Regions from separate parts of the Homo sapiens genome. Here region 2 is linked to region 1. Evidence: chromatin loops called from intact Hi-C (ENCODE). Cell type or tissue: mammary epithelial cell. All regions are shown on one strand. Links, peaks and the distances in the headings refer to the core of each region. The heading gives the core; the rest is flanking DNA. Region 1 has its middle 77 kb from the start of CDH4. Region 2 has its middle 23 kb from the start of CDH4.

Region 1 (5,380 bases), core at 140-5,139:
ATTCTGGTTTTCTTTCCTGAGTGGAGGGGTTTAGAAGCACCCAGGGATACATCACCTGCGTGAGCGTCGCCTGATGTGGGCATCCAGTCCTAGAGGTTCTGAACATGCTGTACCATCACATTGATGTGTTTTGGACACCCCAGATGCTTGCACCTGGCTCCCTCTCCCAATGTCCCTAGGCTCCCAGCTCCCAGCCTCCTCGAGCCTGATGGTACGTGGGGAAGGAATACCTACACAGGCCCTGTATGTCTGACCTGCTTGCTGCCACTGCCCACCTTCCTGCCCTACAGTGCAGGGTCTCTCCCATCCCTGGGCTCTCTCCTTTCCTGGGAGGTTGGGCACTCACTATCCCTCTGCCTAGGCTCTGTCCCAGATCTCTTTTTAATTTTTTTTATTTTTTTTAATTCAAACAACAGATGTGTAATGGCTCACAATCTAGAAGCCAGAAACGTGAATCAAGATGTTGGCAGGACCACAATCCCCCACAGGCTCTGGGGGAGGCTCCATTCCTTCCTCTTCTTCCTATCCCATTGCTGGAGGCTTCCAGCCATGACACCCATCTCTGCTTCCTCCTCTTCTGTCTGGCTTACCTCTCTGCCTCCCTCTTAGTAAGACCCTTGTCACAGGATTTAGGCCCCACCAGGATAATCCAGGAGGGTCTCTGCATCTGAAGATCCTTAACTTAATCACACCTGCAAAGACTCTTCTTCTAAATATGGTCATGTTCACAAGGTCCAGGGATTTGGATGTGGACACACCATTCAGGAAAGTGACTGCAGTGAGGGCCTCTTGTTCTCTCCCCAACTTCACAGTTCGTTCTGGCTTTGTTTTAAATATTCCAAGATAACAATGAATGTTTTTTTCCCCACAAAAGATGTTCACATATATATATGGGGTGGGTGGTGGGAGTGTGTATAGTGGTTAAATACATATAACATAAAATTCACTATTTTGACCATTGTTAAATGTACACATCTGTGGCATTAAGTGCATTCACACTGTGTACAACCATCTTGACCATCCATCAACCATCAACACCATCCATCAACCATCTCCACAATCCATCAACCATCTCCACTATCCATCAACCATCTCCACCATCTACCAACCATCTCTATCATCCATCAGCCATCTCCACCATCCATCAACCATCTCCACCATCCATCAACCATCTCTACCATCCATCAACCATCTCCACCATCCATCAACCATCACCATCCATCAACCATCACCACCATCCATCAACCATTCCCATCATCCATTCAACCATCTCCACCATCTATCTGTCATCTCTATCATCCATCAACCATCTCCACCATCCATCAATCATCTCCACCATCCACCAACCATTTCTACCATCCAAGAACCATCACCATCATCCATCAACCATCACTATCATCTACCAACTGCCTCCACCATTCATCAACTGTCTCCATCATCCATCAATCATCTCCACCATCCATCTACCATCACCATCCATCAACCATCACCACCATTTATCGACCATCGCCACCATCCATCAATCATTTCCACCATTCATTAACCATCTCTACTATCCATCAGCCATCACCACCATCCATCAACTGTCTCCACACCCAACAACCATATCCACAATCCATCTCCAAGATCACCTCAGATCTTTAACTTGCCAAATACTCGTCAGCATTAAGTCTCAGCTGAAACGATGTTCAAGATCCTCCGTCCCTCCTGGACTCTCCTTCCTTTATCACATGTTACTGCCTCAAAACCCAACTCTCTAAGAGCATCTTGTTCATTTGTGTGTTTATATTGTGCCTACTACCTGCACACTCCCTGGGGGCTGGGATTACTTTCTCCTAGCTTATGACGGTCTCTTCAGTGCCTAGAACTGTCTGGCCTGCACTCGGTACCCAAAAAATGCATGACATGTGAATAAACATGTGTATAGGGTTGTGAGTATCAAGTGATTCAACTCTTGTAATGATTTTAGCTAAGCTCTGGACACCCTGCAAGAACTCAAGAAAGTGTCTGTATTGCTATTAAGCACTTAGGAATGTCATGTTTTAGGTTAGCTCTTTGGTTACAAGCAACAAAGGCTCCACTCAGACTCACTTGGGGGCAGGGTTTTCACTCTGGTTGTACAGGAAGCCATACAAGGAATCCCAAGGAATCTGAGGTGTGCAGGCTGTGGGGCAGGTTCTTCCAGGGACCCATGGGGGCAAACCTGAATCTGGGTGGCTCAGAGTCCTCTGTACCAGGACTAGGAGGCTGTGTCTCACAGGTTCCTCCAGAAACTGCCCAGCAACTGGCTGCTCCCTACTTCTTCCTGTTGCACCAAACACTGGCAAATCCCTCCCATGTGTCTGGTACAAATGAGCCTAGTTGACCATGCTTGGATTTAATCCAGACCATAGGGGTTTTATGTCATTGACTTAGCCAGGAAGGGGATGCTCCTCAGTCAGATGCTTGGCCCTGGACCAGTCAGCCTGGGAGAGGCAGGACCACAGGGTGCCGATGCTCCTGCTGTCCCCACAGTGCGGTGAGGGCAGGACAGGTTTTGCAGCTTCTCCTTTAAAAGGGAGCAGAGAGGCTGCTGCTGGGCCAGGTTCCCAACTGTGAACATCATATAGACAGACACTGTGCTGCGCTGAAGCAGACCTGGATGATTTTCAGGAGGAGAGGGTACAGACCCTCTGCCATAGAGCCCGGTCTCAGGCAGATGTGTTCTCTCCCCGAGTTGGGCAAGGCACATGTTGTGGCATTGCACAAGCCCTGTGTCCCCAAGGGGCCTTGAAGGAGAAGGAACACTCCCATGGGCTGAGGCCAGGCTTCCATGTAGGTCCTAGGAGCCAGAAGAGGGGCTCTTGCAGCTGCAGACCCAAGACAACAAAACTAAAAATATGTTGAATTTGCAAAGTAAAGAGAAACGGATGGGAGGTGTTGGGGGAGTAGGCCTTGCCCCTCTACAGTGTGAACCTGCAGGGTTTCCTCCATATCCCTCCCTCCTCCCAGCTGCATGGCTGGAAACCAAGAGGAACTCAAAGAAAGATGGTGATGATGAGTGTTTCTGTGATAGGCATCACAACGGCAGAAGCAACTTCAAACTCAGAGGTTAAATAATATATCATTGTGTGTATGCACCACATTTTGCTTATCCACAGCAGAATTTTTTTATTCAGGAGCCCCTGGAAATGGGTGCTCCACCAGTTTGGGGCTCTCTGAGCCCCCGATGGCCCTGTCTTCATGGAGGGTCCCCATCCTCACTCTGTTCACCTCTTCTCTTCTCTTTGGATAGCCTCAAATTTCATTTAGCCTCCAGCCATTGATTCTTCCATGGATTCAAGCCAGTCAACTCATCTCAGGCTGCACTGGGGTTAGGACACCTTTTGGAAGGTCAAAGGACTTTTATAATCCCTAATTGTCTGCTGCTCTTGACCAGCAGCTTCCTGCATCCCTACCCTCCAGAGGGTTTGAGCCACCAGAGACGTGGCCTCTAGATGCCCAGCCAGGATGCTGGACAACACCTACATGTGCCCACATTTTTTCAATCGTACAGGTCAACACGGTTTGCCAGCACCCAAAAGAGAAGGCAGAAGTGAGGATCCTGAAAAGCGGGCTGCTTTGTGGTTCAGCCCAGCACACTGAATGAGGACCAGCAAGTAAAGTGAGCTGGCTGCTCTCACAAGCCAGAGGTTTATTATGGCACCTCAGAAAATTAAGGTGATGGTGTATTCCAATGTTTGTTTCATGAAATCTGTCAATGAAAATAATTAGAGGCAATGATCTTGAGGATAAATCAGAGCTAGGCAGAACACCATTCTGCAGAATATAGATATACTGGAGATACAAGAGGCTCTTAATGGTCAGCCCCAGGGAGACACAGGAAAATCAAATGTTGTGTGAAGCCCTGTGACCCCAAGAGCTTGTCTATCAGAAGGCTTCCCTGCACTGCCATGTTCACAATGATGGAGGCGGCATTGCCTACTCAGTTCCTGAAGGTGAAACTGCCCCAGTGAAAAGTTAAAATGCACCTCACCTTCGGCAGAGCAGTCCTACTTCTCCATTCCCAGTCTAGGGAGATGCCTGCATGCAAGAACAAGAGGCGGCACACAGAAGGGGGTTCATTGCAGCATTTATGGTATTAGCAATAAAATTAAAATTAAACTAGAATACCACTCCTAGGTATATGGCCAAAAGGACTGAAAACAGGGACACAAGCAGATACTTGTACATGAGTGTTCATAGCAGTACCTCTTTCCAATAGCCAAACAGGGAAAATGAACCAGATGGCCACGATGGATGAATGGATGCACAAATTGTGGTGTGTGCACACAAGGAAATATTATTTAGCCTTAAAAAGAAAGGATGTTCTGGCCGGGTGCAGTGGCTCACACCTGTAATCCCAGCACCTTGGGAGGTCAAGGCAGGTGGATCACCTGAGGTCAGGAGTTCCAAACTAGCCTGACATGGTGAAATCACGTCTCTACTAAAAATACAAAAATTAGCTGGGCACAGTGGCAATCCCAGCTACTCAGGAGGGTGAGGCAGGAGAGTCACCTGAATCTGGGAGGTGGAGGTTGCAGTGAACTGAGACCATGCCACTGCACCCAGCCTGGGTAACAAAGTGAGACTCTGTCTCGAAAGAAAGAAAGAAAGATAGAAAGAAAGAAAGAAACAAAGAAAGAAAGAAAGAAAGAAAGAGAGAGAGAGAGAGAGAGAGAGAGAGGAAGGAAGGAAGGAAGGAAGGAAGAAAGAAAGAAAGAAAGAAAGAAAGAAAGAAAGAAGGAAGGAAGGAAGGAAGGAAGGAAGGGAGAGAGAGGGAAAGAAAGAAAGTTAGTTCTGACACATGCTCCAATACGAGTAAACCTTGGAAGCATTAGGCTGAGTGAAATAAGCCAGTCACAAAAGGACAAATACTGTATGTTTCCACTTACATGAAGTACTTAGAATAAATAGGAAAATTCAAACAGACAGAAAATAGAATGTTGGTTACCAGGAGCTGGAGGGAGGGAGGGAGGAATGGGGAGTTATTGCTTAATGGATACAGAGTTTATGCTTGGGACAATGAAAAAGTTCTAGAAATAGTGATGATGGTTCATAGGATTGTGAATGTATCAGATACCACTGAATTGTATGCTTAAAAATGGTGGAAATGGTAAATTTTGCATTAGCTATATTTTACAAAAAAATACTGATCTGGAAGCAGCTTTGTCTTAGTTTGGGCTGCGGTAACAAGTTATCATAGACTCGGTGACTTCAGCAACAGATATGGATTGCTCATGGTTCTAGAAGCTGCACACTCCAAGGTCAAGGCACTGGTGGATCTGCTGTGTAGGGAGATTCCTGATTTCCACTTCCTGATTTGCAGATGGTACCTTCTCTGCATCCTCACATAGCAGAA
Region 2 (5,380 bases), core at 318-5,317, 54 kb after region 1:
TTTTTGTTTTTCAAAGTATTTTTAAAATAACCTCAAAGCCTCCCATGCCATTGTGTTTTCTTATTTATCATTTTAATGATTTTAGAGAATACAATTCTGTAGCATTGGATACATCACGATGCTGTATCTATCCAGTTTTGGGACTTGGTCATCATCCCAAAAGGAAACCCTGAACCCAATAAGCAGTCACTCCCCTCCCTCAACCCCCAGCCCCTGGTAGCCAGTAGCCTGCTTTCTGTCTCTGTGGGTTTGCCTACCCGAGCAGTTCATTGAAATGGAGTCATAAATCTGTGGCCTTTGTGTCTGGCATCTCTCACTTAGCATGCTTTCGGGGTGCGTGATGCTGTAGCGGGCATCAGTGCTGCACGTCTCGTTATGGATGAACAGAATGTGCTATGGCCATACCGGGAATATACCCCACTCATTGTTTCTTAAGAGGAGCATCTTGCAGAAGCTGTGCACCATGACGCTCATTTTTACAAAGCCGGAGACAGGAAACACAACCAAGCACATTTGAGTGACTGTGTCCAGAGGCAGTATGCTCTGTCCTCCTGTCTCCATAGCCCCACCTGTTACTAAAAGTTCCCTTGCGGTCACTGGCGTGACCTGGGCCATGTGCTCCCAGAACAGGGGAGGCCACAGCGCTACCTGACCTCGTCATGTAGACTGGGTGTGGACAAGGCCTTGTTTCTCACAGGAAACCTCCTGGTGCCAAGAGAAGGGGCTGTGGACACGAAGGAGGCACAGATGCGAGATGCCCGAAGTAAATAAATGTGCTCCAGCTCCCGCTGAGGCTCTGAGACAGGTGGGCCGTCAGGACCTTTGTCTATGACTAGTGGCCTGGCTTGAGATCGGGGTAACCGTGATAATAGTGATTATAACACACACTTGCACGTCGCTCTCCAGTGCTCTTCAAAGCTGTCCATGAACCCACTCAATCCTCCTTCCCCTAAAGAGTGGGGATGCAAATTCCATTCCCACAGGCAGGGCCATGCTTAGCAAAGGGTTTCCTTGTAAACAAATGCCCCTCAAGCCAGGTGTTGAGGCTTTTCAAGGGGGCGGTCATGAAACTGATGCGCCCAATCTATCCCTCCTTCCCCCACATCAACATTTCACACAGTTCCTCGTTTCAGCTTCAAAGGCAAACCTTGGGTCTTAGATAAATTGGGGTTTATTTTCCCATCACTGTCTGTCCCCTCTGCCCATCACTCAGAGGCGCGTGCTGTTCACCACTCAGAACATGCTTAGGATCCACGCATCAATTTCAGTTTAAAAATCTATCTCGCACATACGCAGAGCAAATTAAATCAGATCAAGCAGAAATTGCCTTAAAGGGAGTTAATACTCTGACTAAATTCCTGCGTAAGGAGGCCCCACTAACCAGCTCTGCCACATTTAACCTAGTATCCGGGTCAGATTCCTGAACAAGACAGGGCTCCCTTGGGTATCTTTTTGAGAACTGGCCCTAGGAAATCTCATTCACCTTACAGCTCTGGATTCCAATTTATGGCAAGGGTTTGCTGCCTACCAGAACAATGGAGTAATAGCAAACGATTTTAAATGGGTGGATGGGTTTAGGATATTGTCTATTCAAAATGTGAAAAATGCATACAGTGTTTTGGGAGCGTTTAAAATGGAGGCAACTATTTTCATAGCTAGAAATTGGAAAATACTCAAAAGCCAATGGGAGGATGTAGAGAGGCAAATTGTGAAAATAAAATGGATATAAAATTGCCACTGGAAATAACAGTTACAAGGCTTGGGCAGAGCCCACATAAAAACCACAAGAGGGGTCCCTGTGGCCAGCAGAATAATGCCTCCCGCCAAAAAAAGTCACACCCTAATGTCCAAAACCTGTGAAATATGGTACCTCACGTGGCAAAAGGAACTTTGCAGATGTGATTAAGGAACTTGAGTGAGTGATTACTAAAGATGGAGGAAGGGGCCATGACCCAAGAAATGCAGCGGCCTCTAGAAACTGGATGGATTCTCCCTGGAGCCTTCAGCCCAGCAAGATCCATTGTAGTCTTCCGACCTCCAGAACCTGGAGTTGGTAACTTCGTATCATTTGCAGTAATTTGTCACAGCTGCAATAGGAAACTTACACAGCTCTGGAGTCCACTGGCCCTGTTCAGATCACCCACATGCACCCCGGCACCGCAAAGCCTCTCCTGCAATGTCAAGGTCATTAGCATACCTACTCCACAGGACCATTTTACACATTAAGTGAGATGGTGCCTGGAGAGGCACCTGGCCCATCATGCAATGTGTGTAAGTCATCATTAGAGCCAAAAAAGGAAGTGCTATGGACCAGAAGATGCAAAATGTTGAATTTGTAATGATAGCAAGGATATAAATCACGATCGTGTAAATAGCAGGCTTATCACAGAGCTGGATTTTTTGTAGCAGTTACAGATTTGCAAGTTAGAGCTACTTCACTTGAACGTGGAGCTAATGGTATTAGGATGCTCTTTTTCGTTTTGTTCATTCATCCATCCATTCATACAGCAAGCATTTGAGAACCCCTGATGCCGGGCTCCGGGCTCTGGGCTCCGGGCTCTGGGCTCTGGGCTCTGGGCTCTGGGCGGGACCCTGGGAAGCCGCATGCCTCCATGCTCTCGCTGCGTAGAACCAGAGCTCTGCTGATTGAATATACATGAACTATAAAGAGGCCCCAGATGAGGAGATCATTTTGGGCCCTGCAATCTCAGGTGAGTCCTTTGCAGTCTCTGGACGATGCTGGAAATTGTGGCGTTGTTCTATAATGCAAAAGGGAAAGAGGTTTTATTCCCACAAGTCTGAGCTTTTTGAGATGGGAACTTTCTATTTTGTTCTTACTTCCCAGAGATAAAACCAAAGCCTTTTTATTTATGCTGCACAAGCTCAATACTTTATTTGCCCTTCACCATTTTTTTGCAAGTAAATTTCTTTCTCCCCGCAGTTTTCCCGCAACCGGTTGGTCTGTGATTCTCGCAGTGTCTCTTTTCCCTTGGGAATGTGTTCTTCCTTCCTCCTTGTTAGCCAGGCCTGGGGAAGGACGGGACGCATCACTGCTGATGCCCCTTCTGAAACCCCCTGCAGGCGCGGCTGCACCTCAAGCCCGGCGGGGCGAGGACGCTGAGCTGCAGACAGCGCCACCTAGCGTCCGAGAGCCACGGCGCACCGGCTGTGCGCATCTCTGGGCGAGACTGGAATGGAAAAAAATAGGTCTTTGTAAATCACCACCTCATTTTGTTCCTAGAGCTCTGTGTGTATCTGAAAGCTATGTTGGAATTTGCAGGCAGTAGCAAACTATGAATTGAAGAGAATTAATAAATGCATGCCTGTCTATTGATATGTTCAACAGAACCCTAAGAAATTACCATTTAGACATCAAAAAATGGATCAACCTAATATTTGTATAGGAGAACTAGAGAAACAAAGGATATATATATATATATATATATATATATATATATATATATATATATATATATATATATATATATATATATTCCCATTCCAGGGAAATTCTGATAATGTGGGAGGTTTTCGTTGTTGTCGCTTGTTTGTTTTGTTTTGATTTTTTGAGACGGAGTCTTATTCTGTAGCCCGGGCTGGAGTGCAGTGGCGTGATCTTGGCTCACTGCAACCTCCGCCTCCCAGATTCAAGTGATTGTCCTGTCTCAGCCTCCCGAGTAGCTGGGATTACAGATGCCCACCACATCTGGCTAATTTTTGTATTTTTAGTAGAGACAGGGTTTCACCATGTTGGCCAGGCTGGTCTTGAACTCCTGACTTCAAGTGATCCGTCTGCCTCTGCCTCCCAAAGTGCTGGGATTACAGACGTGAGCCACCGCATCCAGCCTGATAATGTGTTTAAGAATAAGTAACAGAGTTAAGCAATCTGGCTCCTGAACTTCATAATAAAGCCATTAATTTATTTATTTTTAACATGTTTGTTGTTTTTCATAAATGTCGGACTCCTACTCCCTGTGGCTGCCTCACCTCTGCTTCTCCTTCACTGGCCAGGTGCAGGCAGGAGGGAGAAGGACACTCCACGCCCCACGTGGCCCATTGGTTCCCAAGCCATCTGCCGACCTCAATTCTGGACTCTCTGAAGGAAGACCTTGATTGGCTACTCCTGCCCAATGGGGAGCGTGCCTCCAGGTCACATGTCCATGCTAGGTCAATCAGCTGAGGCCAGGAAGGGCTGTTGCTCACCTGCTTTTCTCCCCTCCCTCCCTGCCACCAGCCCAGCCCAGGTTGCTGCACTCCCCATTGCCTTTGCGTGGGTTGCTCTGCGGCCTCTCCTCTCAGTGCTGTCTCCTTCCGGAAGCCTTTCCAGATCCCGCCACGGAATGTGGGATGTCCCCCCAACCACACAGTCTCTGCCAGGAATTCTGTCTTCTGTCTTAACGGTGTTTGCCCTGCAAGCCAGGCCCCTCTGGCCTGCTATGTCCCTGTGCTCCGGGTGTCTAGGCCCACCCACAGTGTTGATAATGAAGATAACTGCTGCAGACAGGGCACTTGTCCTTGTCCCATGCCTGGAGAGCAGCACAGATTTGAACAGACACTTCCCCAGAGAAGATATACAGATGGCAAATATGCACATGCAAAGGCGTTCAGCGCTGTCAGCCACCAGGGAAATGCAAATTAAAGCCACTGGTGAGACATGTCACATGCCTATTAGAATAAATGGGAAATTTAAAAAAAAAACAGCTAAAACAAAACAATAAACTGGCAAAACCAAGTGCCGAGGAGGATTTGGAGCAACCGGAACTCTCCTGCATTACTGGTGGGAATGCAAAATACAGCAGCCACTATGGAAAACAGTCCAGTCTGGGAGCTTCCTATGAAGTGAAGCCTACAGAGTTGCCACATGACCCCACAACCCTACTCTTAGGTGTTTATCTAACAGAAACAAAATATATGTCTATACAATAGACATGTGTTGATAACAGACCTTAGTCCTACTTGTAATCACCAAATACTGGCAACAATCCAAGTGTCCCTTAGCAAGGAAAACAACAACAACAAACTACTGAAGCATTTAACAACTCTCAGAACTGCACACTAAAAGGGTAAATTTTACTGACTGTAAGTGATATTTTCATTTTTAAAACGCCTTTTAGGGCTTTTTCTGTATCGGCAAATTCCACGATGCCTGTCTGCCCCAACTGGTAAAACAGCAGCAAATTTCTAGAATGTTCTTCTTCCTCTCCCAACCCTGCTCCCATTCCCCATGCTGTGAAGGAGTCTCCATGCCTAGGGTTAGGCTGACCAAATGATGGCTCCCCTGCTTCTGAGCAAGGTGTATCCAAGGTCAAGTCCACAGGCCTGTTTGGAATCTCCACCAGGCCCAGCCTCCACACACTTGGCACCTGCCGAGCAAAGGGCA

The links. Hi-C counts contacts between places; a loop is a spot of excess contacts. Peaks named below come from ENCODE experiments on the same cell type or tissue, not always from the same donor. Only the 100,000 strongest peaks of a DNase experiment are listed, where the experiment ranks them.
Region 2: it touches region 1 in a loop (2.2-fold over the local background); 3 of 110 quality-filtered maps call a loop at or near these places.

What each region holds. Positions count from the first base shown.
Region 1 is chr20:61,172,138-61,177,517 of GRCh38, forward strand. No RefSeq gene overlaps it. Among named protein-coding and RNA genes, the nearest start is that of CDH4, 77 kb to the right of the region's middle. In mammary epithelial cell, for the core only: no CTCF peak of the experiment used is centred there; a DNase peak (open chromatin) is centred at 2,054.
Region 2 is chr20:61,226,194-61,231,573 of GRCh38, forward strand. No RefSeq gene overlaps it. Among named protein-coding and RNA genes, the nearest start is that of CDH4, 23 kb to the right of the region's middle. In mammary epithelial cell, for the core only: a CTCF peak has its summit at 3,147 (motif pointing left); no DNase peak of the experiment used is centred there.